2 separate regions of the Homo sapiens genome follow, and region 1 is linked to region 2. The links are chromatin loops, found by intact Hi-C in ENCODE. Cell type or tissue: breast epithelium. All regions are shown on one strand. Links, peaks and the distances in the headings refer to the core of each region. The heading gives the core; the rest is flanking DNA. Region 1 holds the start of CLK4 (CDC like kinase 4). Region 2 overlaps COL23A1 (collagen type XXIII alpha 1 chain).

What was found. A loop is a pair of places that touch in the nucleus more often than their neighbours do. Peaks named below come from ENCODE experiments on the same cell type or tissue, not always from the same donor. Only the 100,000 strongest peaks of a DNase experiment are listed, where the experiment ranks them.
Region 1: it touches region 2 in a loop (10-fold over the local background); 1 of 110 quality-filtered maps calls a loop at or near these places.

What each region holds. Positions count from the first base shown.
Region 1 is chr5:178,626,423-178,641,921 of GRCh38, forward strand. CLK4 (CDC like kinase 4) reads right to left here and starts at 628. Exons shown (of 13, transcript NM_020666.3): 1 at 524-628. RefSeq lists enhancers at 1-254, 1-596, 3,664-4,863 and a silencer at 4,126-4,420. In breast epithelium, for the core only: no CTCF peak of the experiment used is centred there; a DNase peak (open chromatin) is centred at 8,999.
Region 2 is chr5:178,535,141-178,550,639 of GRCh38, forward strand. The region is part of intron 2 of COL23A1 (collagen type XXIII alpha 1 chain); the gene reads right to left. Among named protein-coding and RNA genes, the nearest start is that of COL23A1, 48 kb to the right of the region's middle. RefSeq lists a silencer at 8,928-9,222. In breast epithelium, for the core only: no CTCF peak of the experiment used is centred there; no DNase peak of the experiment used is centred there.

The sequences.
Region 1 (15,499 bases), core at 7,386-11,385, 93 kb after region 2:
GGATTTGCACGGACGCCCGGTCCCCACCTCCCGGCTCCTGGGCACCCGGCCAGTGCCTTTGGCGCACTCAAGACAGGGGCAAATGCTTGACTCTGGAAAACCCCCGAAACGCTACAAACGGCCCAGGCCAGGAATCCAGGGGAAGACTTGATCTCCGACAACACGAATGCCAGAGACGGCTCTCGAAGGGTCTCCCGACAGGTCCTAGCGCCCGCCGGCTGGAAGAGGTCCCGACAGGGTTAACCAACAGCCGCGCTCGCCAGGCAGCAGGGGACCGCGAGCCCACGGCCTCCGGAGCCGCGACGCGAGCGGCCAGGGCCCTCAGAGAAGGGTCAGCGGCAGAACCGCGACGCCCGAGCAACTTTCGGTGCTGCCGGCGTGCACCAGCCGAGCAGCGCCTCGCAGAACTCCCAACTCAGCTCCAGAAGCCCAGGCCCCTAACGCGGTCGTTTCTCCGACACCTGGCTCGGAGACCTAAAGACCGACAGCCGCCTGTCCCAGCACACACCATCTGCAACCCTACCTCCGCAAAAGCAAATGGCCCTTCGGCCGAGAAATGTCGCCAAACTGCCGTCTTCCCTCCTCGGCCGCTGCGACAAACACCCCACAAAATGGCGGCAGCGCCGTCGCCCTAGAATCCCCCGAGTCGCCTCTAGCACCACCTACGCCGCGCGAACGCGCCTGCGTGACAGAACCTTGCGCGCTCCCGCCGCTCCACCTAAGGGCGGGGCTCCACGTGACGTAAGAGCGGGGCTCGAGCCTCCACACTGCGGCTGCGCGGCCCAAGCATTTCCACCCCCCCCCCCCCGCCCACCCGGTCCCGGGGCCTCTAGGCCGGGAGGGTGTTTACGTTCTCTACGGGCTCGGGTGGAACCGGGAAGGAACGCCCGTGTCCCGCCCTCAGTGTGTACCGCGTGTCTGCCCCCTCCCCCGGGACCTCAACTCCCGCAGCCGGCACCCGACAACGGCCCCAAAACCGCCTAGGGCGGGCCTTGGCTGGTCCCTGGGCTGTTCCCTGGACTGGGTGCTTGTCCTGCCCACTTGGCGCTTCCAGTCTAAGGTGGATTCGGACAAAGAGGCTGTCTCAGAAAACAAGCTCAAGGGGTGCTAATCTTTTCAAGGCACGTGCTCCTATTCAGAACAAAACAAAAACCCGGAGGTTTCAATGGAGACTCCTGACAAGGTTTTCCTGTTAGGATCCCTACCTCCTGAGCAGTTAAGGTCGCTGGAAGTTTCCCTAACGAAGTTTTCCCCATTTTTTTTTGTCCCTGCGGGCTGATTTTATTCAAGGCTGAAAAATGTCTCTGAGCTAGTGATAGTCCGTTATGGGGCTTGCTTACCTCAAATAAGGTATTCTGCAGTTCTGAGGACCCTCAGGCAGTTCCCCCGTGTAAGTATGTAACATGAGAAATATTAGGGTCAAAGTCGGAGCCCTGTGGGGAACACTCAAGGGCCAGAGGGAAAGGGGCCTGAGAAGGAATGATCAGCAGAGGAGGAGAACCAAGAATAGGGTGTCAAAGCAAGGAAGGGCGTAAGTGAGGGAAAGGGTTTAGGTGAGACTGAAGATCGTGGGGGGGGACGGCGGGCGGGGTGGGGGTTGGCTTCTGTATTCTGACGGGGATTCGCTGGATAAAAGGGAAAGCTAGAAATCAAATTTGGGAGGGTAGGGTTGAACTCTTGCGGGTATTAGCCCAGTAGCATGTGGGAGACCTGTTATCCTGTTAGGTGAAAGGAGGGAACGGAAATACCTTTAGTGATCTAACATGATAGAAACTTGTGCCATCTGGTTTGGGTAAGTAGGGTAAATTTAGATAAATCTCGGAGATTGTACAGCATTTCAAAAAGTAAGTTGAATTTTCATGGAGATTGCACTCCAAGAAGCGAAGTTGAAAAGAAACTTGGAAAACTGGAAGGGTAAACTCTTTATGCTACAGAATGAAACAAATGATATTATTTTCATCTAGAATAGCCACCATTTTTGCATCTACAAATTTAAATCTTACTCATCCTTGAAAGGCCATTTCTTTAAGATGCTGTCTCTGACATGAGTTCCCACCCATTTCCCGGCTCCTGACTACTCCAGTTAGATGTGAAGTCCTCAAATAGTGGAGTATTTGGAGCCACCTGGTATGCTAACAGATTTTGCCCAAAGAGTGAAATGTATTGGTTCTACAATTGATTACACATCCCGTCTCAAGGGAATCTATTAGATAGAATGTTGAGCTGACTGGTCTGGGCGATAATACAAGGTAGAGTGGGGCTCAAATTGCAGCATATGAGAATGTAAATTCAAGCTGGCACCAAAGAATGTTCTCCTGTTTCATGGAGTAGGAGAGATCCTGCCTCCTGGGGTTATAAGAAAGTGTGGTCAGGACAGCCCACAATTCTGCTCAAAAAAGCAACACTATGTTAAAAAGCAGCCACTTGAAATGCCACCTACAGAGGCCTTTATATTATAGACGTCACACACACTGTTACCCAATAGTAGAGTCTGCTTTGTAATTACATTCATCTCGCTTTAGTGTTTTAATTTGTATGCCACCAAAAGGTCTAATGTTTAAAAGTGTGTAGTGATCAGAAGGAAGCTGAGAATGACTAGCACCTCTATGCTATGTGATGCAGCACTATGGTGCCCCTAGTCACTCTCTGTGGCTTTGTGCTGAGTTTGGAGACAAGGACCTGATTTATATTGTCTTTGGTATCTCAGGCCTAGAACCCAGTAAATATTTGTAGGTTGTTTACATAAGCTGCTTTGGGCCATTTTGCTCAGTTGGTTTAAGGTCAAAGTGAGTAAGTTAAAGGTAGACATTTCATCCCAGCATCACTGCACCAGTTAGCTTACCACCCTTTCGTGGCAGCCTCAACCCTTCCTATTAAGTCAGTTACCTGGCAAGACTTAATGAAAAGGTTTATCTAAATTTCTGAGAATCTACTACCAATACCAGAAACACTGCCTAATCCAGTGGTTTCATCTCTACACAAGAACAGTATGTCCAAAAAAACCTTTGAGTTAACTGATGTGTCCAAGCAGCTAGTCAAAGGCTGGGCACAGTGGCTCACGCCTGTAATCTCAGGTTGCAGGCAGAGGTGGGTGGATCACTTGAGCCTGGGATTTCAAGACTAGCCTGGCCAACATGGTGAAATCCCATCTCTACAAAAAATACAGAAAAAAAATTGGCTGGACATGGTGGTGCATGGCTGTGGTCCCAGCTACTCGGGAGGCTGAGGTGGGAGGATGGTTTGAGCCCAGGAGGCAGAGGTTGCAGTGAGCCAAGATCGTGCAACTGCACTCCAGCCTGGGTGACAGAGCCAAACCCTGTCTCAAAAGCAAAAACAAAAAGAACTAGTTTAAGAATTTTTTTGGCTGGGCACGGTGGCTCACGCCTGTAATCCCAGCACTTTGGGAGACCGAGGCAGGCGGATCATGAGGTCAGGAGTTCGAGACCAGCCTGGCCAATATGGTGAAACCCCGTCTCTACTAAAAATACAAAAATTAGCTGGGCATGGTGGCGGGTGCCTGTACCCCCAGCTACTTAGGAGGCTGAGGCAGAAGAATCGCTTGAACCCAGGAGGCGGGGCTGCAGTGAGCTGAGATCGTGCCGCTGCACTCCAGCCTGGGTAACAGTAAGACTCTGTCTCAAAAAAAAAAAAAAAAGAAATTTTTAGCTTTGAAGAGCAACCAAAGGAATATTCTTATCACATATTCTAGGATATGTATACGACATGCTTAACTTCAGACATCAAAAACACTCATATATGAGAGCCAGGTTTTAGAGTAAAAGTCTAAATTATTGTGTAAATTAAACAAAAGCTTATTACCGTATAGAGTAACCTTTACAAAGGTATAAACCTTTGCAGTTATAGCCTCTGTTATTAGCTGCTGGTTACTGATACTTACTAATTAGACTTGCTTTTAGCTATCAAATGCTCATTCTATGCTAACCACTTCATATACATGATCTCATTTAATCATCTGAATCCTATCAAGTGATCATTGGTTATCTGCCCTAGATCAGTTATCAAGTCCCAGAATCAGGATTCAGACCCAGATCTTGCTTGCTCCAAAGCTCTTGCATTTAATCCTTTCTACTGACTGCTTCAACTTACACAACAAAGTACGTGGCAACTTACTTCACTTAGTCATTAGAGCAAACATGCTGAGTCCATCTTTCAGCAAGATCAAAGGTGTGTCTTAAAAAACCACTCTCCAAGGTAATATATCATTGAAGGCTTTTCACGATGACACAATGGATCTGTTTATCTCCAGCACATCAAGGTCACTAAAAGTCTCAGTGCCTTATTTGCTATTTAACACTGAGTCACAAAGGGTCTCCCAGGCATCCCACACTGTCCCAGATGAGTAACATCCCAGCTGCCTCCAGTGTTTCCTGATCTATAAAGCAAGATTCAGTGGCACCAAACGGTGCTAGAAGCATTCTCTGGTTCACAGCACACTTCGCAGTGTACATGTGAGGTGGGGAGTGGAAGGGTCCAGGGAGGGATTTAGCTCAGAGGTTGTGTAGGGGAATATGATAGGCTGGTCTTTCCAGCCTCCTTGTCAGTTTCTGCTACCACCAAGGAAAGGGTCTCAGAGCTGAGTCACAGCCGAATGTGCCTTTTGGATACAACTGCCACACAGACTGCAGTAACCTTCAGGACTTCTCATGCTATTGGTTCTAGAAACTGTAGCATATCAACAATTTAACATATGTCCTGCCATTTCATGCCCAAACGCCCTTGAAAGAGGAAGTAACAATTTAAGCAGACTCAGTAATGGGTTCTTAGCTGCAGTGGGTTAGCCATATCATCCCTCTCCATTGATATAGAAAATCAGGAATTGAACTGAGATTTGTTTCTGTCAACTTCAATTATTGGCTTGATGTGGAGTCCCTGGGTTTCAGAGCAGTCCCTAAAATGTCTTATTGATTTCCTAATGTCTGTCACTTATTACCCTATGTCATTGTACCCCAACACTGATCTGATTCAAATCACATTGAAAAAATTTTCCCAGATGTGTTTTCTCTGACGAATCTACTTAGTGATTTTCCCCCAGCATTTAAACCTTCTTATAAAAGTCTCCTGGTTGACTGTGTTATCATTGTAGATCAGATATCAGACTAAAGACTGTGATTGTCTTGGACAATCTATAGGTCTGTGTTGGACAAGCCTGGATATACAGAGACATTTGCAAGAGCAGGCTGGAGTGCAGTGGCGCGATCTCGGCTCACTGCAAGCTCTGCTTCCTGGGTTCATGCCATTCTCCTGCCTCAGCCTCCCAAGTAGCTGGGACTACTGGGACTACAGGCGCCCGCCACCATGCCCAGCTAATTTTTTGTATTTTTTTTAGTAAAGACGGGGTTTCACCGTGTTAGCCAGGATGGTCTCGATTTCCTGACCTCGTGATCCGCCCGCCTCGGCCTCCCAAAGTGCTGGGATTACAGGCGTGAGCCACCGCGCCCAGCTTTAGAGGCCATTTCTCATTCACATTAGTAAATTAGGGTTTACTATTCAACCATCCAATGAAACCATTAAAGAGAAAGTATATTTACCTAAATCCTAAATATTTAAGGAACATTGTAGAATCCTACATAAAAGTATGAAAATATGTAACATATTTGTCTCTCAATCTTCTAGGGTTACTCTTTATTTTAATGTATAAATATCAATGTCCTATTTCATGTAATTATAGGAAGTACAGCATCCTTCAGAGTATTCTGATGACTTCTGGAGAGGCTATTAACTTTTCTGGTAGCCCCCATCACGGCTTACTCTGATTTCTGTTCTGGTTCCATCTCTCAGTTCCCCTATACTATCTCATCTGCAATTGCTGTCCTTACTTCATAAAGTTTTGTGCCAACTATGGACACAGATCCTTTGTCCTTTATTTCCCAAAGCCTATTAATACATAGCTTTAATGAGGAATAGGCTTAAAACTTTGAGGATGCAAGAGTCTCCTTGTATTAGTCCGTTTTCATACTGCTATAAAGAACTTCCTGGAAACTAGGTAATTTATAAAGGAAAGAAGTTTGACTCACAGTTCTGCGTGGCTGGGAAGGCCTCATGGCAGAAGAGGAAGCAGGCACCTTCCTCACAAGGCAACAGGGGAGAGAAGTGTGTGTGAAAGAGGAATTGTCAAACACTTATAAAGGCATCAGATCTCGTGAGAACTCACTTGCTATCAGGAGAACAGCATGGGGGAAACCACTCCCATGATCCAATCACCTCCCACCTGGTCCCTCTCTCAACACGTGGGGATTAAGGGGATTAAAATTTGGGATGAGATTTGGGTGAGGACCCAGAGCCAGCCATGTCATCCCATTTATCCTCGGTTTCACCTCACATGGTTTTAGTTACCCGCAGTCAACTGCAGTCAGAAAATATTAAATGGACAATTCCAGAAATAAAACCTCATATGTTTTAAATTGCACACTGTCGGGAGTAGTTTCGTGAAATCTTGCACTGCCTGGCTCCCTCCTGCCCGTGTGGTGAATCCTCCCTTTGTCCGGTGTATCCCTGCTGTATCCCCTACCTGACAGTCACGTAGTAGCCATCTGGGTTGTCAGATCCACTGGGAGGATATCACAGTGCTTGTGTTCAAGTACCCCTTATTCATAATAATTCTTGCCCCAATGCACGACAGTAGTGATGCTGGCAATTTGGGTATGCCAAAGAGAGGCTGCAAAGTGCTTCGTTAAAGTGGAAAGGTGAAAGTTCTCGACTTAAGGAAAGAAAGTAAAATCATATCCTGAGATTGCCAAGATCTACAACGAGAGCAAGTCTTCTATTTGTAAAATTGTGAAGGAAAAAGAAATTCATGCTAGTTTTGCTATTGTACCTCAAACTGCATAAGTTATAGCCACAGTGCCTGATGAGTGCTTAGTGAAGATGGAAAAGGGATTACATTTGTGGGTGGGAGACATGAACAGAAACGTATTCCAATCGATGCCAACTGAGTTCAGTACTGTCTGTGGTTTCAGGCACCCACTGGGGGTCTTGGAACATATCACTGACGATAAGAGGGGACTGAGATACTGGAGGGTGGGTACAGCACAGAAGTGAAAACAGCTTAAAATTTAGTATCAGAATTCACAATTCTGAAGGTGCCAAATCATTCCCCATTAAATAGGGTCATCTCTTACTGGCCTTTCTCTCCTTAGGTCCCAACCAACCAAGTTCCTTTGAATCATTCTCAAATTTTCTTTCAAGAACTCTCTCCTTTTGGCTGGGCATGGTGGTTCCCGCCTGTTAATTCCAGCACTTTGGGAGGCCGAGGCAGGCAGATTGCTTGATTCCAGGAGTTTGAGACCAGCCTGGCCAACATGACAAAATCCTGTCTTTACTAAAATTAGAAAAATTAGCCAGACATGGTGGTACACACCTGTAATCCCAGCTACATCAGGAGGCTGAGGCACAAGAATTGCTTGAACCCAGGAGGCAGAGGTTGCAGTGAGCCGAGATGGTACCACTGCACTCCAGCTGACCGACAGACTCCCTCCTTCCTTCCTTCTTTCCTTCTGTATTTATTGGGCACTTACGTATGCCACATACTGTTCTAGACGCTAAAGATACAAAAGTATATAAGACAAAGTGCCTATCGCCATGGAGGTTAGGATGTAGTGGGAGAGAGAAAAAAATGGAAATAAATAAAATACTTCAATGTTTTACATGTGCTATGAAAGAAACAAACTAGAGACTGAAAGAATAACTGAGGATGGCTTATTTTAGGTGGGCTGCTCAGAAAAGGGCTCTTGGCAGCTGTAACGTTTTAGTTGAAGCTAAAGGAAAAGGGGAAGCCAGACATGTGAAGGATGGGATAAAAACCTCCTGCGAGTCTCATTGAACTCCATGAGGAAATTGTGAGCATGCTCATGGAAGTTTTGTTTGTCATAGGAAGAAAAACTTGGAAACAAAGTAGAGATCCATCATTAGGGGAATGAATAACTAGAAAATATATATGGATACTGCATATCGGTTAAAAGCTATGAACTAGATTTATGTATAGCATATGAACAGACCTAAGAAACTTAATGTTGAGTGGAGAAAAAAACTCGCGATTTACAAAACCATTTTTGCGGATATTTAAAAACCCACAACTACCCTACATATTTTCAAGGCCACGTGTACGACTGAGTAAGTGACTTGAGGAAAGATTGGAAGGACAATATATGAAACACACTGGAGATGTGCTTCTCAGAGGTCTGAACTTGGAATAGGAGACCACTGAGGCTCGGCATTCCGTTTCCTCTGCAGCTTTGCCACCCGACAGCTAAATCCTTGGTCTGATTTTCAACACAATGTTCCCTATGGCCGCAACAGGCCTTCTGTCTCTACAATGTGCTTTAACTTACAATTGACTGACCTGAGCTTGTCATTTTCCTTCTTCAAAGTTTTTTGTTTGTTTGTTTGTTTGAGACGGAGTTTCACTCTGTCACCCAGGCTGGAGTGCAGTGGCATGATCTCGGCTCACTGCAACCTCTGCCTCCTGGGTTCAAGCAATTCTCTTGCCTCAGCCTCCTGAGTATCTGGGACTACAGGCATGCACCACCACGCCCAGCTAATTTTTTTGCATTTTTAGTAGAGACAGAGTTTCACCATGTTGGTCAGGCTGGTCTCGAACTCCTGACCTCAAATGATCTGCCCACCTTGGCCTCTCAAAGTGCTGGGATTACATGTGTGAGCCACTGAGCCTGGCCTCAAAGTTTTAAAAATAACCAAAAGCAGACAACTCTTACACAATTCTTATAATTGCCATTGCCCCCATGCTATTCGAGTGCCTCCAGCTACTGCATCAGCCAATGTTTCACCTCCACCTGGAACTCATTCCAGTTCACCACCAGTGAGAGTTTTTCTAGATCCAAGGGCTATATTCTTTTTCCTATTTTACCACCTTGTCTCCCTTAGAAGTAATGATAATGGGCATCCTTGCCTTATCACTGTTTGCGAAGGGAATTCTTCTAATACCTACAGGTCATATTTGGCAGGCTTCCAAATTAACCTGCCTGGGGAGGACTTGTGGTTCCTGATGAACTTCTGTCCTGAGCAAAGAATCTTCTTGTGAGTTCCTCAGATTCTTGACATACTAATTAATGCATAACCCACTGACGTTGAACAAGACACTGATTTGTTTCTGAATCCTGAAGTTTTACTGATTGTCCTGCACGTAGAACATTGTAGCCTGCATGCAGTCATCTGTAGCCAATGATTGTAATCTCTATACTGTACCCTCCAATGCAGAGGGTACAACTCCTCTGGGAAGGAGTCCACTCCCTTCTCCTAAACTTTCTTATAAAAGCCTTCCACCTTGTAGCACACTCTAGAATGTGCCAGCCTTCTTGGTGTGTCTTCCCAGGTCAATCCTCACATTTGGCTTCCAATAAAACTTTATCAAATCAGCCTTAGTTTTGGTAACACTTTCAAGATTTTAGTTAAGTTTGATGTTATAACTTTTCTTCTCAGTATGTTGTGGAAATATGTTCACCCCAATAAATATTTATACACAGTCAATCCTGTTTTTTTTTTTTTTTTTTTTTGAGACAGAGTCTTGCTCGTCGCCCAGGCTGGAGTGCAGCGGCGCGATCTCAGCTCACTGCAAGCTCCGCCTCTTAGGTTCATGCCATTCTCCTGCCTCAGCCTCCCGGGTAGCTGGGACTACAGGCACCGGCCACCACGCCCGGCTAATTTTTTGTATTTTTAGTAGAGACGGGTTTCATCTTGTTGGCCAGGATGGTCTCGATCTCTTGACCTCATGATCTGCCCGCCTCAGCCTCCCAAAGTGCTGGGATTACAGGTGTGAGCCACGGTGCCCGGCCTCCTATCTGAAATAAATTCTAAGTATCTAAGTGCTCTCTCTTTAATTGTATTTCCCTGATGATTTGGCTCTCCTTAACAGTTCCTAGTTTTGCAGAATTTGCTTATAAAATTCCTTGCAGTTACAATCTACGTTCCATTTGCATTGTTACATAGTTTCTACAGTGGTCGTATCAACTTGTTTCATTCTCTTGTCTATTAACTCATTAATGAGAAAATACTCTCAACATTAATATGAGCTATATATGTATACACACATATACAGCTATATATCCATACTGCATATATATTGAACATCTGTTATCATAAAATTAATAACTGAAAACTGATCTTCCAATTTGATCCATTGAAGCACATAATACCATCTTTCAAGGAATAACTTTCCATTCTTCAGTATTATTTTACATCTCTTGATCAAAATCTATGTAAAAGAATAAAATTCTTCAAAACCCACTTCAAAAGATAGCAGTGGCAAGTGTCATAAAAATCATCCATTACAATTCAGAATTTATTTTTATTTTATTTATTTTATTTTTTTGAGACGGAGTCTTGCTCTGTTGCCCAGGCTGGAGTGCAGTGGCAAGATCTCGGCTCACTGCAAGCTCCGCCTCCCAGGTTCATGCCATTCTCCTGCCTCAGCCTCCCAAGTAGCTGGGACTACAGGCACCTGCCACCACGCCTGGCTAATTTTTTGTATTTTTAGTAGAGACGGGGTTTCACCGTGTTAGCCAGGATGATCTCGATCTCCTGACCTTGTGACCCGCCTGCCTCTGCCTCCCAAAGTGCTGGGATTATAGGCGTGAGCCGCCGTGCCCGGCCTTCTTTTTATTTTCTTTCTTTCTTTTTGAGACGGAGTCTCACTCTGTCGCCCAGGCTGGAGTGCAGTGGCATGGTTTTGGCTCATTGCAACCTCCACCTCCTGGGTTCAAGCAATTCTCTTGCCTCAGCCTCCCAAGTAGCTGGGATTGCAGACATGCACCACTACGCCTGGCTAATTTTTGCATTTTTAGTAGAGACGGGGTTTCACCGTGTTGGCCAGGCTGGTTTCGAACTCCCGACCTCAGGTGATTTGCCCACGTCAGCCTCCCAAAGTGCTGGGATTACAGACATGAGCTACCGCTCCCGGGCCAGAGTTTCTTTTTATTTTCACAAGCAAGGTTGTCCCTTTTAAGAATTGCTTGATACTTAAAGGGATGACCCTTTCATCAGCTCTTTCTTTAACACAAGATTAAACGATTTGAGCTGGCCAGGCTTCCACCCATTGCCCAGGGAACCTGTGTGTGGGTTGAGGAATGTGTTCAACGTTCAACAGGTTAACAAATCTGCCTCAGCTTTCACTTCCTGCTTGTACGGGGTGTCGAGGTCGGTCACATGCGAGTATAAACTGGGGCCTGTCTTGTTCCCTAGATCTCCCTTTTAAATGTTTTGCTGATTGCTTGCTTGCCCCAACTGTTATCACAGCCTTAGGAGATTCCATGCTCTGCCGGCCTCTGATTGCTACCAAATATTATTGTTTTCAAAAAACCAAGGAAACAGAGCTTTTCCTTGAAGCTCCAAATCATTTCAGCCCCTTTTGGCACCAGTAAGGCAGCCAGTCCCACCAACACTGCACCATGGAGCTGGGGCAAGGGCAGGGGGAAGTGAGAACGGGAGCAGTTCTAAGACGATGTGTCACACACTTTGTTGATCTTACTAAGGTTCAATAGTTTCTCTTGAATAAATGATTTTCAGCTTGTTGTATGCCTTTGCTTAATTTCCAGAGTTCCAAAGTAATTGTTTTTAGTAATTTGCTATTTATTTTTTAGTTGCTGCTTTTGGGAGAGAATGTGTAAAGGTCCTCTCTCTGTTCTTCTAGAAGCTCCCCATGGGTATAATTCAAAATTTTCTGTTTTAATTTAATCTAATATATCAAAAATATCATTTAAACATGTAATTTATATCAATATTGTTATTATTATTTTGTAGAGATGGGGTTTAACCATGTTGCCCAGGCTGGTCTTGAACTCCTGGGCTCAGGTGATCCATCTGCCTCTACCTCCCAAAGTGCTGGGATTACAGGCCTGAGCCACTGTGCCTGGCCTATATCAGTATTATTAATGAAGTATTTTGTTTTCTTTTTTTTTTTTTCGTACCAAGGTTTTATAATCTGATATATATTTTACACTTACAGCTCATCTCAATTTGAACCAGTTACATTTTCAGTGCCTAATAGCCACATTGGCTAGTGGCTACAAGATTGGACACACAGTTTTAACTGTTGCTAGAGTAAAGAAATGCTGCTGGTTTTTAGATATTAATCCTATGTGTTGTCACCTTGCTAAATTCTCTCGTCATGTCTAATTTCCTGTCTTTAAATTATTTGGGGCTTTCTAGGTAAAAGATTGTATCATCTGCAAATAATAATGGGCTTGTTTCACCTCTTGGTCTTTACACCTCTTATTTATTTTTCTTCTGTTACTGTGCTACCTAAGGCGACCAGTACAGCTACAAATGGAAGCAGTCATCGTGGGCAACATTGTCTTGTCAGAGCTTACAAGAAATATTGTTAACATTTTGCTGTTAAGAATGCTGTCCGTAACAGGTGTTGATAGCAACTTTTCATTAGATTGAGATGGTTCCTTTCCATTTCAAATTCATACACTCACATTCTTGGTGAGCATTTTATTTGCTTTTTATTCTTCTTTTGAGATGATTGCATGATTTTTATAGTAATATAAAATTACATTTAGAGTTTAACTTTAAGCTACTTTGTGGAAAAACCTTTTATATACTATACTTTTCTGGGTCATTGTTGCAATTTTTTAAAGGCTTTTTGTGTCTATGTCCATGAATGAGATTGGCCCCCACTCTTTATTCTCCTGTAATTCATTATCCATCCAGAAGTTGGAAAAGTCTTAGAAATACTGAACTCATTACTTCTCTACAGAAAGCTATCAAAATTTTCTAAGTTTATTTAAAACAAATTTAAAACCATTATTCCGGCCAACAAGGCCTTACAAAATCTGGTATATCTTATGCTATTCTCCATTTACCTTCAGCCTTTTTCAGTGCTACTCAATGTTTTTCTGGATAGCCTATCTAGTTCATTAAGACAAGAAAGATAAATAAATGAATTGCAGAAAAAAAACTGTTATTATTTGTGGATGTTATCATTGCATGTGTAGAAAATGGAAAATACATCTGTAATCCCAGCACTTTGGGAGGCCGAGGTGGGTGGATCACCTGAGGTCAGGAGTTCAAGACCAGCCTGTTCAACATGGTAAAACCCCGTCTCTAATAAAAATACAAAAATTAGCTGGGCCTGTTGGCGCGTGCCTGTAATTCCAGCTACTTGGGAGGCGGAGACAGGAGAATTGCTTGAACCCAGGAGGCGGACGTTGCAGTGAGCTGAGATCTCACCACTGCACTCCAGCTTGGGCGACAGAGCGAGGCTCCATCTCAAAAAAAAAAAAAAGAAAAAAGAAAATGCAAAATAAGGCCCAGCATGATGGCTTACTCCTATAATCCCAGCACTTTGGGAGGCCGAGGCGGGCAGATAGCTTAAGCTCAGGAATTTGAGATAAGCCTGAACAACATGGTGAAACAACATCTCTACAAAAAATACAAAAAAATTAGCTGGGCGTGGTGGCGCAGGCCTGTAGTCCCAGCTACTCGGGAGGCTGAGGTTTGAGAATCGCTTGAGCCTGGGAGGCAGAGGTTGCAGTGAGCCAAGATTGTGCCACTGCACTCTAGTCTGAGCAACAGAGCCAGACCCTGTCTCAATAAAAAAAAAAAAAAAAAGAAAGAAAAGAGAGAGAAAGAAAGAGAAAATGCACAACATAACCTGTAAATCATTAGCAAAGTTGATGGATATAAAATCAGTGTAAAAAAATCAAATATGTTTCTGTCAACAATATATCTTAGCAAAGTTTTATCATTTCTACCATTTTACCTTATGGTAAGAATGATAAAACTTTACTAAGAGATCTTCAGGAATACCTACATAAAGATACCAAATTCACTGGGTAAAAGACTCAATATTAAAAATACTGCCCCCTATTCTTTCCAAATTGATCCATTAGATCAATTATAAGCAAAATCCCAATGGGGCTTTTTGTAGAAACTGAGAAGCTGATTCTAAAAAAAAGTGATAAAACTACAAAGAGCCACGACTCGCCAAGTGACTTGAAGAAGAACAAGGCGAGAGCACATGCTCTAACAGAGATTGTAGTGAACCTATAGTGACTAAGACAGCATGATGTCGGCACAAGGATAGATAAGTAAACCAACAGAACAGAACAGAGAGCCCAGGAACAGATCTCCATACGCCGGGTGCCTCCGGAAAAGATTCCGAGACTCTGATATTTGTGGCACGAAGTTTCATAAGGAGTATTCTCAGGAAGAGCACCTTGAGGTGAGCACATGTGTTGCTTCAGCTGGTCCTCTCAGGAAATCTGGGTCTGAAGTCACCCTTCACAGTTATCCCAGTTGAGTTAGGAGGTCCCGATCTTTATATTCCAACGTTGACCAGTCATTAGAGGTAGGCTGACCCCAGGGAAGGCATGTAGCTTTGAGAAAGAAGCTTCCTTAGGTTGAGGGCAGTTTCTAGACAATGACTCATCTGTAAGCTGGCAACCAGAGCAGTGAGTGCACTGGTCCTGAAGTGGGATATGGGCGGCACAGCACCGTGTCCACTGCAGGCCACCCTTCCACTGCAGTAAGCCCTTGCCATCTGGAGCTACTCTTCCAGGTTTCTGGCTGGTCTCTTTTCCTGATGGGTTAATGGGATGAGGTTTGGCCCCTTCTGCTGCAGCTTGTTTCCAGGCCACAGCTGGTACCCACTGTCTCCCTCCACTTTCCAGCTTAGATTCTCTGCACCTGTGGCTAGCTCCTTTGCTGGTCTTGGCGGCTCATCTGGGAAGGTAACCCAGGCCCTCAACCCTGTGTGTTCTAAGCCTCTAGTCACCTCGTCCTTCTCAGGCCACGGCTTACTTTCTTGTCCATTTACTGTTAAGACTGGGAAAGAGGCTGGGCATGGAGGCTCATGGCTGTAATCCCAGCACTTTTGGAGGCCAAGGCAGGCAGATCACGAGCTCAGGAGTTCAAGACCAGCCTGGCCAACATGGTGAAACCCCATCTCTACTAAAGATACAAAAAAATTAGCCGGGCATGGTGGCACACACCTGTAATCCCAGCCACTCGGGAGGCTGAGGCAGAAGAATCACTTGAATTTAGGAAGCGGAGGTTGCAGTGAGTTGAGATCACCCCACTGCACTCCAGCCTGGGCGACAGGGCGAGACTCTGTCTCAAAAAAAAAAAAAAACAAAGGCTGGGAAAGAGGGTACCGAGATCACCCGAATGGGTTGCTCAGTGTCTCACTTATCCTTCGCATCCCCATGGTGTAACAGCAGTCCGGCCTCCTCCTGATCATCAGGGTTAGTCACCTCTGGCGGGATCTTGACTCTTTTTCTTGCCTTCTAATCTCTCGGCACAAGACGCTCAAATGAATGGGCAACAGGTCAGCTGTAGCTTGAAGTTTAATGGGACATTTTCTGTGTCTTTCTGCATCGTCCCTCTGAGACCTGAGACCTCTCAACCCACAGAGTGTAGAATTGTGGGGAAACAAAGCACAGACTCTCCTCGTGGTGTTTTTGCCACATCACAGATATCTCTAATACTGTAGGGTCTTCCAGATTTTATAGCCCAAGGGACA
Region 2 (15,499 bases), core at 5,467-9,466:
TTTTTGTATTTTTAGCAGAGACAGGGTTTCACCATGTTGACCACGTTGGTCTCAAACTCCGGACCTCAAGTGATCTGCCCGCCTCAGCCTCCCAAAGTGCTGGGATTACAGGCGTGAGCCACCGTGCCCAGCCCACAGCTTCCTTCTGACTCCAGAACTCATGCTGAAGGCCCTGACGCTCTCAGAGCCCTGGCTTCCTTATCTACTCCAACAGGCTGCCAAGCCTCGGTTACACACAGCTCCCTTCTGGCTCCAGCACTCCGTGGGTGTGGGCAAGGCCACAAGCTGAGCATGCTCCTGTGAGCACCAAACAAGACAAGGACTCTGAAGGCGCTCTGTATACCGCATGCCAGGCATCACTCTCCCACGCACAGAACAGCAGTGCGCAGCCCAGAGGCCCAGCTGGCGGCTCACAGGGAACCCTGGTGCCTCAGCCCCTCCAGGCCAGGGTCAGAAGCCTGGGCTACAGAAACACAAGGCGTGGTCACAGGAACATGCAAACACTGGGAAAGAACCAGGGGTGGGACGTGACTCCAGGAGCTGGAGGCAGACCCATCACCCTGCATCCTGTCTGAAGGGCGCCGTGTGCCCAGCACGAAGTGCACAGAGCCAAGAGAGGAGGTCCCAAGTGCTCACCTGAGCCAGAGTCCCCAGCCCCATCGTGGAGAGGGCTGTGAGAGGGTGGGCATCCCGCCATGTGGCCCTGAGGTCAGGCCCTATCTGCGGGGCAAGGGAGGTGCCTGGCCCAGTGTGAGGGTCCTGGTCAGGGGATTCCGGCCACCTTTTGCCATTGTCTGTTCTGACCCCTGGATTCCCAGGACCCGAGAGGGTCATGACCCATCAGGGCAAGGGCCAGGCCCCGGGCCTTCCTCCAGGTAAAATGCTGACAACCCTCTGAGGTGGAAACTGTCCCCAGGGATCTGGTCTGCCAGAGGCTGTCCCTGGCTCTGAGGCCACCAGCAAGGCAGCCACTACGGAGGATGGGCCTTCAATACAGAAATCTCCTTTGAGGAACAATTCACTGCCATTCCCACAAGGTTGTCGTCACCCTCGGCTGGGGACGCGGCTCATGCCGCAGGGGTGCTCGGGGAGTGTGGCTTCCCCGGTCTGCCTGCCTCCTCACGGGAGAACCACGAAGAGATGGAGACAACAGCACCCTGACAGACCAGGGGATGGACCGGCGTGGAAAGCCCCAGTGGGGCTTAGAGAGCCTCTCACATCCCGACCACATCACCGGGAAACTCTAGCACAGTTCCTCGCTATGCTCACAAAACCCACAGGGCCCGAATCTGATGTCAGGGTCCCAGGTGTGGCTGCTTCCTCTGCTTCAGTGTCCACACTGTCTACAGGTTGTACAATAAGGACCAATCACCGGATGCATCATCCAGACCATGGACAGGTGCAGTCAGTCACCCTCAGTCCCCTGCAAGGTCTGAGGCCTGCTGGGAGCCTCCCAAGCCTGATGGCCTCACACTTCTAGGCCCACAGCACTGAGTCCCAGGCCCTGAGCTCCGGTACCTGCTGCACAGGCCCATTCAGGGTGCGATGAGGGCATCCCTATGCGGCTCGGTCCCATTCTTGAAAGCGATGATGACCCTACAGAGGCTCTGGGAGGGGCTGGGACAGCCCAGAGGTTTCCCGGGGAGGTGGGGCATGTGCTGAGGGGGTGGAGGATGCACATTTGGGTCAGAGCTGGAGAGCCAGATGTGAGCTTTTGGCAGCCACAGCTCTACTGAGCCCTCCGCCCCAGGCCCTGGTGACACCTGGGCTGATTTATGGTTCTACCACGGGGCCTGCACTGGGAGCAGCCATTAGGATCTGACCCTGCAGAGCCACACAGGCCCATCCTCACCGCCGACGGCTGCTCCTCTGCTCTTCCGGTCCACTCCTGCTTACCTTCCAGAGACACATACGGCACTGGCCTGGGCCAGACTCCTCACACCTCTGAGCTGTGGAACACAGCGGGTGACATGATTTCCATGGAAGGCGTAGAGGGAGGGGGTCCCACATACAGGCCGGGGGTGACAGGGAGAGGAGCACCCCTGACCACCCGTGTCCCCATCTCTAGACTTCTCTTAGGGGGGTCTGGGGCTTGTAGACGTGCCATCAGGTTCCTGCGAGGCCCCCTCCCTGCCGCACCCTCAGGGTCTGCCAGTGTGGGCCTGAGGCCCGGGGTCGTATTCAGATTCTGCCAGAAGAAAGAGCTCCAGCACTCAGAGTCAGAAACCACTGGCCTCAGCAGCTCACAGATGGGGAAACCGAGGCCGGGTGGGGCTGGGTGAAGGGCAAGCGATATTTCCTGGGTCATAGAACTAGTACCGAGGAGAGGAGAACAGTGTCCACAGATGCCTGGGACTGACGGAGGACAAGGGGTGTCCTCAGAGGGAGTCTGTGGCAGGGGGTGCTGGCATGGGCTCCCCACTCAGCAGACATGAGGGCCGGACCTGTCCCTCTCTTGTCTGGGTGACAATTCTGTAAAATGGACACCACGGTCTGCCGAAGGCGGCTGTGGGGCAGCATCCAGCCACAGGGCAAGGCCATGACAGGCGCCTTCTTTACTGAAACTGTGTGTGCAAGTGGTAAAATATACACGGCATGACGTTTACGTGGTGAAACGTGCGCGGCACGACGTTTAAGTGGTAAAATACGTGGCATGACGTTTCCCATGGCAGCCACAAGTGCACGGCTCAGTGGCGGTAAGTACATTCACACTGTCGTGCCACCATCACCACGTCCGCCTCCAGAGCTCTTCAACTTCCCAAACAGAAGCTGTCCCCGTTCTCCCTGGCTAGCCCCTGGCACTCACCCCAGGTACCTCCTATGAGTGGAATCACACAGTATCCGTCCTGTTGTGACTGGCTTAGTCGAATTCATCCACGTTTGCAGCCTGTGCCACAATTTCCTTCCTTTCTGAGGCTGAATCGTATGCTATTGTATGGATATGCTGCATTCTGTTTGTCTATTCATCTGTGCTACAGCTCATCATCATCCTGAGCACAGAGGAGCTGAAGGGGAGATGTTCCTCCCTCCTCCTCACACAAGAGCCCCAGAGGGCTCGTTTACCGCTCAGGGCTGGGCATTCCACCTCTAGGCAGATTCCCGCAGAAGCTCACACTGGAAGAAACTTAACGCCTCTCTACCTAACTGGAGTGAAAAGCTGCTTGTTTTTTTATCTTTCTAACTTCCAGTTTGTCAGGGACCCACGCTTTTATAAAATACACTAAAATGATGGGGTAGAAAAATGAAATTTAAATAACCAAAAACATAAAAGTACTTGCCCATTTTATTAAAAAATTAGATTCAGTAGACATAAAATTACTGTTTAAATTGCTTTCATAAAAGTTTCCACACATTCTCCATTTCTATTCTAATCTTGTTAGAGAACCATAACAAACAGTTCAAGGGCTGGCATCCATTTGCAAACCACATTTTGAGTAGCACAGCCTGGAGCACTGTTTCACAGCAAACTTAAACAACTAAATGCCCATCAATAAGGTAGCTGTTAAATATGCTTTGGTATATCCCTATTATTATTTAGCAATAAAAAATAATGAAGCACGTGAGTTAGCAATTCCAGTCCTAGCTATCTACCCAAGAGAAATGAAAACATATGTTCCCACACACACTTGTACAAGAATGTTCATGGCAGCACTATGCCTAATAAGCAAACAGTGGAAACCCACATGTCCATCAACTGATGAAAGGATAAACACACTGTGGAGTAGCCATACAACAGAACATTACTCAGCCATAAAAAAAGAATCAAGTATGGATACATAGTAGAGCACGAATGAACCTTGACAATATTACACTAAGTAAAAGAAGCCGGATGAAAAAGGCCACATGTTGTGTGATTCCATTTCCATGAGATGTCCGGAAAAGGCAAGGCTTTAGAGAAATTAAATAGATTCGTGGTTGGCAGGGCCTGTAGGAAGGGGCTTAGGGGTTAACGGCTAAGGGGACAGGGTTTCTGTGTGGGGCAATGAAAATGTTCTGAAAATAACTGTGGAAGTGGTTGCACAACTCTGTGTATACTCTAAGAACCACTGAATTGCATACTTTAAACAGATGAACCGTACGGTGTCTGACTTCAATCTTAATAAAGCTGTTATGAGAAATAATGAGGCCGAGCACGGTGGCTCACGCCTGTAATCCCAGCAATTTGGGAAGCCGAGGTGGATGGATCACCTGAGGTCAGGAGTTCGAGACCAGCCTGGCCAACCTGGTGAAATCCTGTCTCTACTAAAAACACAAAAATTAGCTGGGCATGGTGACAGTGCCTGTAATCCCAGCTACTTGAGAGGCTGAAGCAGGAGAATCACTTGAACCCGGGAGGCGGAGGTTGCAGTGAGCTGAGATTGCGCCATTGCACTCCGGCCTGGGTGACAGAGCAAGACTCTGTCTCAAAAAAAAAAAAAAAAAAAAAAAGAAAAAGAAAGAAAGGGAAAAAAAAGAAATAATGAAGCAGAGTTCTCTATTAAAACATGTGACTTAATTACTTAAAATCTAAAGAAAATTCTAGGCCTGGATATTTTCACCAGTGAATTCTTCCAAACACTTCAGAAAAAAAGCAACACTAAACCTTACACATTTTTTTCCAGAGAATAGAAATGGGGTAACATTTCCCAACTTGTTCTGAGACCAGCATAACCTTATACCAAAACTGGACCACAGAAGAACACATATTAGACCATCTTTCTATAAAGACCGATGCAAATCCTAAACAAAAGATTAGCAAATTGAATCCAGCAACATATTAAAATAATATATCCCATCCAACTGGCGTTTATTCCAGGAATGCAAGCGTGGTTACCATCCTAAAAATCAATTAATATAATGCACTGTTTTGACAGAAAAAAGGGGGAAAAGTCATATGATCATCTCATAAATTTAGAAACACTATTTGACAAACTGTAACACCTAATCATCACTTTTTACAAAAGCCCTTTAATATTTCCTCTGAGTTCAGTTATGAAACCAGGATGCCTGCTATTTCCAATTCTATTCAGCACTACTGAAGGTCTTAGACAATCAATTAATCAAGTGAAAGAAACAAAAGGCATAAGAATTGGAAAGGAACAAACACAACTCTAATTATTTATAGATGGTATGGTAGAAGATACATGGAAAATCTAAAAATATTAGAATTAACAAGTACATGTGGCAAGGTAACTAGATACAAGACCAACATGAAAAGTCATCACCAACAGAAAGCAAATTTTAAAAATATTATTATTTAATATTCACACAACATTTAAATTCTTACCTATCTACACAAGTTCACACACAAAAAATTAAATTCTAAGAATAAATCTAATAAAAGATGTGTAAGACCTCTACTCTCAAAACTATAAAACATTATCAAACAAAATTAAAGAAGACTCAAATACATGGAGAGAGATACCATGTTCATGAATCGGAGGCCTGAAGAGTGTAAAGATGTCACTCTGTCTAAATTAATACATATTCAATGAATCTCATTCAAAATCTCAGCAGGGTGGCTGGGCGTGGTGGCTCATGCCTGCAGTCCCAGCACTTTGGGAGGCTGACGTGGGAGGATGGCTTGAGCCTAGGAGTTTAAGACCAGCCTGGGCAACACAGTGAGACTCCATCTCTACAAAAAAATCTCTGCAAAAGGAAGCCAGGTGTGTTGGTGAGTGCCTGTGGTCCCAGCTACTCAGGGGGCTGAGGTGGGAGGATCGCCTGAGCTTGGGAGGTCCAGGCTCCAGCGGGCCATGTTCACGTCTCTGAACTCCAGCCTAGGTGGACAGAACAAGACCCTGTCTCAAAAAATGAAACAAAGAAATAATTTTTAAAAATCTCAGCAGGGCTGTTTATCTTTTTTATTTTTAAGGGAATTGTCAAACATTTTAAACTTTCTATGGAAGTGCAAATGACTGAGAACAGTCAAGGCAATCCTGAAAATCTAACCTCTATTCTATTATCAATACTAACTATCAAGTTTTGGGAATTAAAATAACAGTATCGACACATGGATAGACAAATAGAACAGAACAGCAAAAAGATCCAAAAACAGACCTACAAAGCCACCAGAATAACTAAAAGAAAAGAGACAGAAAATCCAAGTGTTGGGGAGGATGCAGAGCAACTGGAATTGTCAAACACACTGGGTGGGACTATCACCCTCTTTCAAAAATGATTTGGGGCCGGGCACAGTGGCTCATGCCTGTAATCCCAGCACTTTGGGAGGCCAAGGCGGGTGGATCACTTGAGGCCAGGAGTTCAAGACCAGCCTGGGCGACATGGTGAAACCCCGTCTCTACCAGAAATACAAAAATTAGCCGGGTGTGGTGGTCCTCGCTGCTTGGGAGGCTGAGGCAGGAGAATCGCTGGAACCCAGGAGGTGGAGGTTGCAGTGATCTGAGACCTTGCCACTGCACTCCAGCCTGGGTGACAGAGTGAGACTCTGTCTCAGAAGATTTGGAACTATTTACTAAACATAACATATGTATACCTTACGCCCAGCAATTCTGCTGTAAGGTTTGTACACAACAGAAATGCATACGTATGTTCACTGAAAGACATATACTACATTGTTCGCAGCAGCTCTCTTCACGACAAAAACTGGTTACTACCCAAATGCCCAACAACAATGCACAAATGAATAACCCTCAACTGCATGCAGCAACATAGATGAATCTCACAAACAATGCTGAATTGCAGACACAAGAATCCATACCACGTGCTTCTATATGAAGTTCAAATGCAGGCAGAACCAGTCTCTTAGGTGAGAAATCGGGATTATGTGCCCTGGGGACACTAGGGGAGTCTGTGGGGGTCTGGCCAGGTGCTGTTTCTTGGCCTGGACACAGGTGTGAGCTGCAAACTTACGATATGTGCTCTTGCTTGTAGCAGGTTACATCTTTTTATTGTTGTTTTGAGATGGAGTTTCACTCTTGTCGCCCAGGCTGGAGTGCAGTGGCACAATCTTGGCTCACTGCAACCTCCGCCTCCCGGGTTCAAGCAGTTCTCGAGCCTCAGTCTCCCGAGTAGCTGGGACTACAGGCACCTGCCACCACAACCAACTAATTACAGGCACGCGCCACCACAACCAGCTAATTTTTGTATTTTTATTAGAGACGGGGTTTTGCCACGTTGGCCAGGCTGGTCTCGCCCGCCTCAGCCTCCCAAAGTGCTGGGATTACAAAAGTGAGCCACCGTGCCCGGCCCTGTAGCTGGTTACATTTTAATAAAAAGTTTGTAAAAATTCGGCAGACATCAGAGGTACTGATAAGTTTATTAAAGTGACAAAAGCTATAATGGGTGGCAGAGTCACAGAATATTAAGTGTGTGAGGACCCTCTGCCTTTCTGCCCCTGAAGGAAGGGCCTGCGCTGGTCACTGCAGCCATCCCTCTGGCTGACCGGGGGAAAGAACAGAAAGACCAGAGTGAGAGAGTGCTGGAAACAAACCAGAAGGCTCTTACATCGGAAAGGGTGAAAACTACTGGTGTGGAAAGAAATGTGGAAGAGGTCCAGGAAGGCAGGGAAGAAAAAATACCAGAGCTCTAGACAGAAAAATGGGAAGGTGGAGAGGAAGGGGGAGGGGAGGGCTGGGAGCTCTGGGGAGAGTTCCCTCTCTGACTCCTTTGATGGCGTTTTGGTGTAAATCTGAACAGTCTCTGAGTAAGAACGGCCGGGCCTCTGGGGTTCATTTAGGTTGGGCTGCCAGAGAATGGTGCTCCTATACTGCGAAGTCAAAACAATTTTTAAAAGTGTGTTTATACCATGCATTATTTTATTTCTGTAAAAATTAAAATGTGTATCATATGTTAAAGCACAGCAAAAGCTCTGACAGAACACAGACTACACTCATACAATACTGACATCCTAGGGCATGGGATTAGATGGGGTGGTGAGATGCGAGTACAGGGAGACTTTCTTTTAACTGTGGAGCTGTGTGTGTTCGAGGGTTGGAGAGTGAGATCCTTTTGAGAGCATAATTGGCTTGTTTTTTTTTTTTTTGAGCCGGAGTTTCGCGCTTGTCGCCCAGGCTGGAGTGCAATGGCGCGATCTCGGCTCACTGCAACCTCCGCCTCCCAGGTTCAACCGATTCTCCTGCCTCAGCCTCCCGGGTAGCTGGAACTACAGGCATGCACCACCACACCTTGCTAATTTTGTATTTTTAGTAGAGACAAGGTTTCACCACGTTGGCCAGGCTGGTCGTCAACTCCCAACCTCAGGTGATTCTCCCACCTTGGCCTCCCAAAGTGCTGGGATTACAGGCGTGAGCCACCGCGCCTGACCTATAGTTGGTTTTTATAACAGTCCTTTTTTAAAAAAATAAAAGGATGACAGCCTGCTCAAAAGACTGGGGCCATAGGGGTTCTTCAGGAAGAAGAAAAAGGCGTGTTCAGTTATGAAATAAGCCACTCCTAATAGTCCTAAACAATGCCTGGAGTGAGCCCCGGGGGATTGTGACCCTTCCACAGGCGGCTGCAGGGTCTGAGTCTCCACCTTTGGTGTTGTGGGTGGCGGAGGCAGATACCAGTACACCTGGGCCTGCATCTCTCAGCTCCTCCTCCATCACCTCCACCTTCTTTCACCAAAACGGCCTGTCTTAGCCTGTTCATGCTGCTATAACAAAATACTATGAATTGCATGGCTTACAGATTTAGTCTGTGGGGGCTGCTCTAAGAAAACCTACCAGTGGCTTGCAAAAAAGACTGGGTGGCCTACAAACAAGGACAATGTATTGCTCACAGTTCTGGAGGCTGTAAGGCGCCTGCAGATTCAGCGTCTGGTGAGGCCGTTTCCTGGTTCATGGATGATGCCTTCTCCCTATAACCTCACAGGGTCGTAGGGGTGAAAAAGCTCCCTGGGGTCCCTTTTCTAAGGGCACTAATCCCATCACAAGGGCTCCACTCTCATACCCTAATCACCTCCTAACACCATTACCTTGGAGATTAGGATTTCAACATATGACTTTGGGACACAAGATTCAGTCCACAGCATAATCTCCGGGGCATGTCCCTCCTTACACTCTCCCTCCTCCTGCAAGCACTCTTCCCACCTGAGTTTATCACCCCACACAGTCCCCTCCCATGCAACCCTTCCTTCCCCTTCCCACCCCACCACCTCCCACTGAAGTAAAGGGACTAGTGCCCAGGGAACAGAGCTCGCCGCTTACAGAGCCCCCAGCCCAGCCCCTGCTGGAGCTCCTGGATCCCAAGGCGGGGAAGGCAAGTCGGCGGATGCGCACTTCAGGGAGGACGCAGGCGCAGGGCCGGGGAGCTGGGAGGCACCACTTTGCCCTCCTGAAAATTAAGCCCAAGACCTGCCATGGCGGTGGGGAGCAGTCTCCCTCAGATGGGGTCCCCTGTTCTCTCCACCTGCCCCAGAAAACAGCAAGACCGGTGGCCACCCCCGCTGTGAGTACTCTGAGGCCCAGAGGTACAGCTAGGAAGCATGTCCCTCCTGGGTACAGCTGACATGTGAGCAAGCACTTTGGCCAGCACAGCCGGCCTCTATCCCCACTGTGAGACGGGCGGTGCCACAAATGGGAGGTGACGATCAGGGGCGGTCACCTTCCAGTCCTGTAAGTGGCAAAGCTCAGAGGCACTGTGGGCTCAGCCTCCAGGTCACCTGCTGCCCCCGTGCCACTGGGGTAGTACGTTCGGGCCAGACGTGGTGGCTCATAGCTGTAACCCCAGCACTTTGGGAGGCCAAAGCGGGTGGATTGGTGGAGCCCAGGAGTTTGAGACCAGGGAGGCCAGGCTGAGCAACACAGCAAACCCCGTCTCTAGAACAACAACAACAAAAAAAGAAAAATTAACAAAATTTAGCCAGGTGTGGTGGCACGTGCCTGTAGTCCCAGCTACTTGGGAGGCTGAGGTAAGAGGATCATTGAGCCCGGGAATTCAAGGCTGCAGTGAGCCGTGATCATTGCACTCCAGCCTGGGCAACCGAGTGAGATCCTGACTCTAAGGAAACAATAACAATAAATAAAAATAAATAAAGTAGTACATTCCCCACAGTATGAGGGCCATAGAGGGGGTGGGGGGTGTTCTAGTTCCTGATGGGGGAGGCGGGTGCCCCTCATGGGTGGTCTGGGCATCCTCTGTTCCCTGGGCTATGCCCTCCTCTTGAGCCCCCACGCCCCTCACAGTCTCAGGCTACGGCACTTTGAGCCTCTCCCTGTGCTGGCCCAACAGGGGGCTCAGGTTCCGCACGAGGCTACTTCTAAAGACATGACCGGACAACAGGCCACTTCAAGCCCATTAGTGTCATGAAACTCATGACCTCACAGGGAAGGCAGCTCTCCCAGCATTCAGTCCTATTTCTAAAGGCAGAACTGAAAAGAATGAAAAGAACAGTGGGTGCCAGGGGCGGGGAGGAACAAGAGCCTTTGGGAAACTGCAAGGGGACACGGAAGAAAAGGACTTTAACACTCGGCCTGCCAATAACCTACAGGGCAGCAAAAGGAACCTCGAGTTCAAGGGCTCTCCTAAAAGCCAGGAGTTGCTTTCTCTCCATGATTGAGCAGAAGGTCTGCTGAGGGATTCTGGCCCCAAGTGAACCGAGGGTCTAAGCAGGGATGATGTGCTTTTCCACAGGGCAGCCACAGAAGGAACTTGCACCCTGGCACAAGCTGCAGGCACAGCTCCCTCCTATCACCCCCACATCCCACTGCCTGAGGTCCACAGGTCGATTCCCACAGGGATACATGAACAGACATATTTGATGCCTACTGTGTGCCAAGCATTTCCACATAAACTTGCCTCAGTTTATCCTCAAAACAAACCCATAGGGTACATCGTATTACCCCATTTTATGCACAAGGAGTTGGAGAGTTTTAAGAATTAGGTAACTGGCTCAAGTTCCCAGAGCTGGGCCCACCTGCATCCAAACCCTGACACCCCTCCTCCACGAGGCACCCTAGATTCCAAGGAGCCGGGAGGCTGCCCGGGAGGTGCTCACCCTATGTCTCAGCCCTGCCCTGGAAGCCTCAGGCTGAGGGGTGGCCACAGGGTCCCCACCTGGCCAGTAAGACTCTATCTCCCCTCCACCTCAAACAGAGCCATGCACACATGAAATATGGGGTGGCGGGGGGCAGATATGTGTAAGAGGCCTCCTGTTCCCGAGGTGGGGGTATCACCCCTCCATTCCTAGATCCCGTTCCTGCCTAAATTCCGGAACCACCCTGCACCCCATCCTTCCCAAGCCTCAATCCTCATGCATTTCTTCCACTGTTCGCCACTTTTGTCTAGATAGGCAGAGGAGCTGGTTTCTGTTGCCAGCAACCACAGGATGCTAACTTGTTCACCAGCCATCTCAGCTCTTCTCCCAGGACCCTCCCTGGATCCCCTCCCTCCTCTCTGCTCCCAGGATGAGGGTGCAGACCCTGCAAAGCTGGCCGTCTGCCCCCCAGAGCTGCCTCGTCCTGACACTGGGGGCCGTCCCAGGGCCTGGCTGCGGTGACGCGCCACTAACACTTACTGGACGATGAGGTAAAAGGACTGAGGGTTCACGAGGGCAGAGTGGGACTGGGATGAGGGAACCAAATGCAAGGATGAAGGGAAAACAGAAAACTGTCCAGGTTTCTGCCACAGCCAGTCCTATTTGTACCATGTAGCAAGGGCAGCTATTTCTGTCCGTGACACCCGCTTCCATCAGCCCCACAAGGACAGAAGGCAGCCTGAGGCAACTCCGTGCCAAAGGTGTGGGCTTGGCAGGCTCACAGCAGAGATTGTGGGCACCATCTCTGCAAGGCCAGGGGCACCCGAGCTGTGGGGCAGCACAAGGGGCCTGTGTGAGGCCCCTGGAGGAACACGGAGGAGGCACAGGGGCTCCAGGGCAGAGAAGCCGGAGGGAAGCCGCTCGCATGCAGAGTGGCCTTCCAAGCTTGGGGGGCATCCTTCTGGGAGCGCCTGGGTCCACAGAGCTCCCAAACTCTGCTCAATTCAGGCAATTTGGGAAGTAAAACAGGAAATGTCAGCTGCAAAAGGTAGAGAAGGCTTTTCAGGGAAGGTATTTCCAAACTATTTCCCCGTAGGGAATACATTTCCGTGACACTGAGTGGCAAGTACCCCGACAGTATCTGATTCACGCCAGCACCGAGCTAAATGCAAATGACTTTCAATCATCAGCCCCTGGGGCACACTCGGAACTCAGCAGAGCCGAGCCCTGGCCCAAGTCACCTCTATGACCGGCAGTGAGAAAAAAGGCGGGTGGCGAGAACATGGGAAAGAACATGGGTAAGAATATTGGCTCTCCTGGGCCAGATTTTGGACTTGATAGTCCCCATAATCACGTGAGCCAATTCCTTCAAATAAATCTCTTTATGCATGCACGTGTGGGCACACACACCCACACACCCACACACACACCCACACATCCCCATACACACCCCCACACCCACACACTCACACCCACAAACACACCCACACACCCCCATACACACCCCCACACACACCTACACCCACACCCCCACAACCACCCACACACACACCCCCCACACACACCCACCCACACCCCCCCACACACACACACCCCCCATACACACCCCCCACACACCCACCCCCCACACACCCACACACACACCCATACACACCCCCCACACCCACACACCCACCCCACACACCCCCACACCCACACCTATACCCACATACCCACCCCCCACACACCCCCCACACACACTGACACACACCCCCACACCCACCCACCTACACACCCCCACACCCACCCACCTACACACACCCACACCCACACCCCCATACACACCCACACCCCACACCCACCCATACACACATCCCACACGCACACTTACACCCACACCCACCCCCCACACACACCCACACACCTACACCCACATACCCACACCCACCCCCCACACACCCCCATACCCACCCACACACACCCACCCACAAACACACCCACCCCCACACCCACACACACATACCCCCCCTCACCCCCACACACACACCCTATTGGTTCTGTTTCTCTGGGGAACCTTGGCAAACTCTGTAAAGAACAAAGAGGCCTGCTGGACTCTGGGCTAAGGAAGGCAGCCAGCATAGCAGCATCACTCCCGGCACCGTGTGTACAGATGTAGTCAGAATCACTGTGACAAATGCCCACTCCGGCCGGGCCCTGCACTGCTGCCTCCACCTTTTTTGGGCCATTTAATCCAAGGGCTGATTGCATATCTCCTCTCATATGTCCCACAGTCATGCCAAAATTAACAGATCTCAACAAACTCTTAATCGTCCCCATCCTGGTCCTGCTCTCATCCTGGCAAGTGGCACCAGTGAGTTCCCAACTCAAAAATCTGGGCATCATCCAAAAACCGGGAGTCACCCGATCTTCCCTCTCCCTTGCTCCCCCTCACTCAGTCCACCTCCACGTCCTGCCAATGTCCTGTGGGGATCCCTATCCACATCCTTTGCCTATTCTTTTTTTTTTTTTTTTTTGAGACAGAGTCTCATTCTGTCACCAAGCTGGAGTGCAGTGGCGCAATCTCGGCTCCCTGCAACCTCTGTTTCCCATCTTTGCCCATTCTTTACTAGAGCCTCTGGCTTGTCCTTATTCTTGTATAAGAGCACTTTATATCTCATGCATATTAACTATGTATTTGTTGTATGTGTTGAAATTGTTTTTTCATTTTGTCACTTATTTTCAAACTTAAGGTGGCATTTGCTTTCTATACAGAATTTTTAAAAATGTCCATCAAGGCTTTTTAATAGCAAAAACAACAAAAACTTAAATAAAAATAAATGTCTATCAGCAGCAGACGAGATGAATAGTAGTATGTTCATACACTGCGATGGCATGCTGCAGTGCTCCATTGTAGAAACGACAGTCACAGGAAATGACTAGACCTGCAAGCATCCATACAAATACTTCTTTTTTTTTGAGATGGAGTCTCGCTCTGTTGCCCAGGCTGGAGTGCAATGGCACGATCTCGGCTCACTGCAACCTCCGCTTCCCAGGTTCAAGCAATTCTCCTGCCTCAGCCCCGAGGAGCTGGGATAACAGGCGCATGCCACCACACCCGGCTAATTTTTGTATTTTTAGTAGAGACGGGGTTTCACCATGTTGGTCAGGCTGGTCTCGAACTCCTGACCTCAGGTTATCCACCCGCCTCGGCCTCCCAAAGTGCTGGGATTACAGGCATGAGCCACCATGCCCGGACCCATACAAATACTTCTTGAAAAAAAAAATGAAGGGATAAAACAGATGAAAAGACACACAAATAACAAGTAGTAGGACAATAAAATATATTGCCATGGTACACATATTTAATAAAATATAATATACAGAAAACATGCAGAAAAAGTATAGCTACCAACTCAAGACATTTGTTGCCTGGCAGAGAATAGGGGAATGGGAGAGGAACTGGTACCTTGGCTCTGTCTAAAACATTTCATTTCTTGGCCAGGCACGATGGCTCATGCCTGTAATCCCATCACTTTGGGAGGCTGAGGTGGGCAGATCACCTGAGGTCAGGAGTTTGAGACCAGCCTGACAAATATGGTGAAACCCTGTCTCTACTAAATACAAAAAATTAGCCAGGCGTGGTGGTGTGCTCCTGTAATCCCAGCTACGTGAGAAGCTGAGGCAGGAGAATCGCTTGAATCCGGGAGGCAGAGGTTGCAGTGAGCCGAGATTGCACCATTGCACTCCAGCCTGGACAACAAGAGCAGAATCCTGTCTCAAAAAACAAAACAAAAACAAAAACAAAAACAATTTCTTTAACAACAAAATAACAAACATGAGAAAATGATGTTATTCATTAAATCTAGATGAAACGGACATCAGTATTATATTCTTCTCTGTACTTTTTTATATATTTGAAACATTCTGTAATGAAAATTAAAATTATTTTTTAATATTAAGTAAAGAAAGGATCTGGTTGGGCAAAAGAATGATCAGATACCTCCATGAGACTCCATTCTTGCTTCTAGCAAATTACCATAATGTGCAAATATATCATTTCTGGAATCTGAAGTGCTCTACTCCCAGGAAACTAGGAAACCTAGCAAGTTGTTTTATCTGTGAGAGCTGATCTGAGTTCACATAACTTCACTTAGTTTTTGCCCAAATATGTAAACTAAAGAAGATTTTTCTGTCTATACAGAAAATTTAACCTTTTAAGCTTAAAATGTTCAAGGAAATGTTTTCTTCTATGGCAAGGTTTTTCAACCTGGGCACTACTAACATTTGGGACCGGATAGTTCTTTGTGGTGGTGGCTGTCCTGGGCTTTGTAGGACACTCAACAGCACCCCTGCCTCTACCTAGTCCATATGCCAGTAGCACCCACAAAGTATGATCAACTACAAATGTCTCCAAATACTGCCATGTGACCTCCTGGGGGCAAAACAGTCCCAGTTGAGAAGCACGGCTTTATGGTTTCTGACTTCAGTGCCAGGCTTATAAAATCTGTTTCTACTGCGTAATTTTAAAAAGTGATGTATCGTATTTTTGTCTAGCCAGCCATGGTTGTATTTTTTACATTTAGATCTTCAATCCATGTGGAA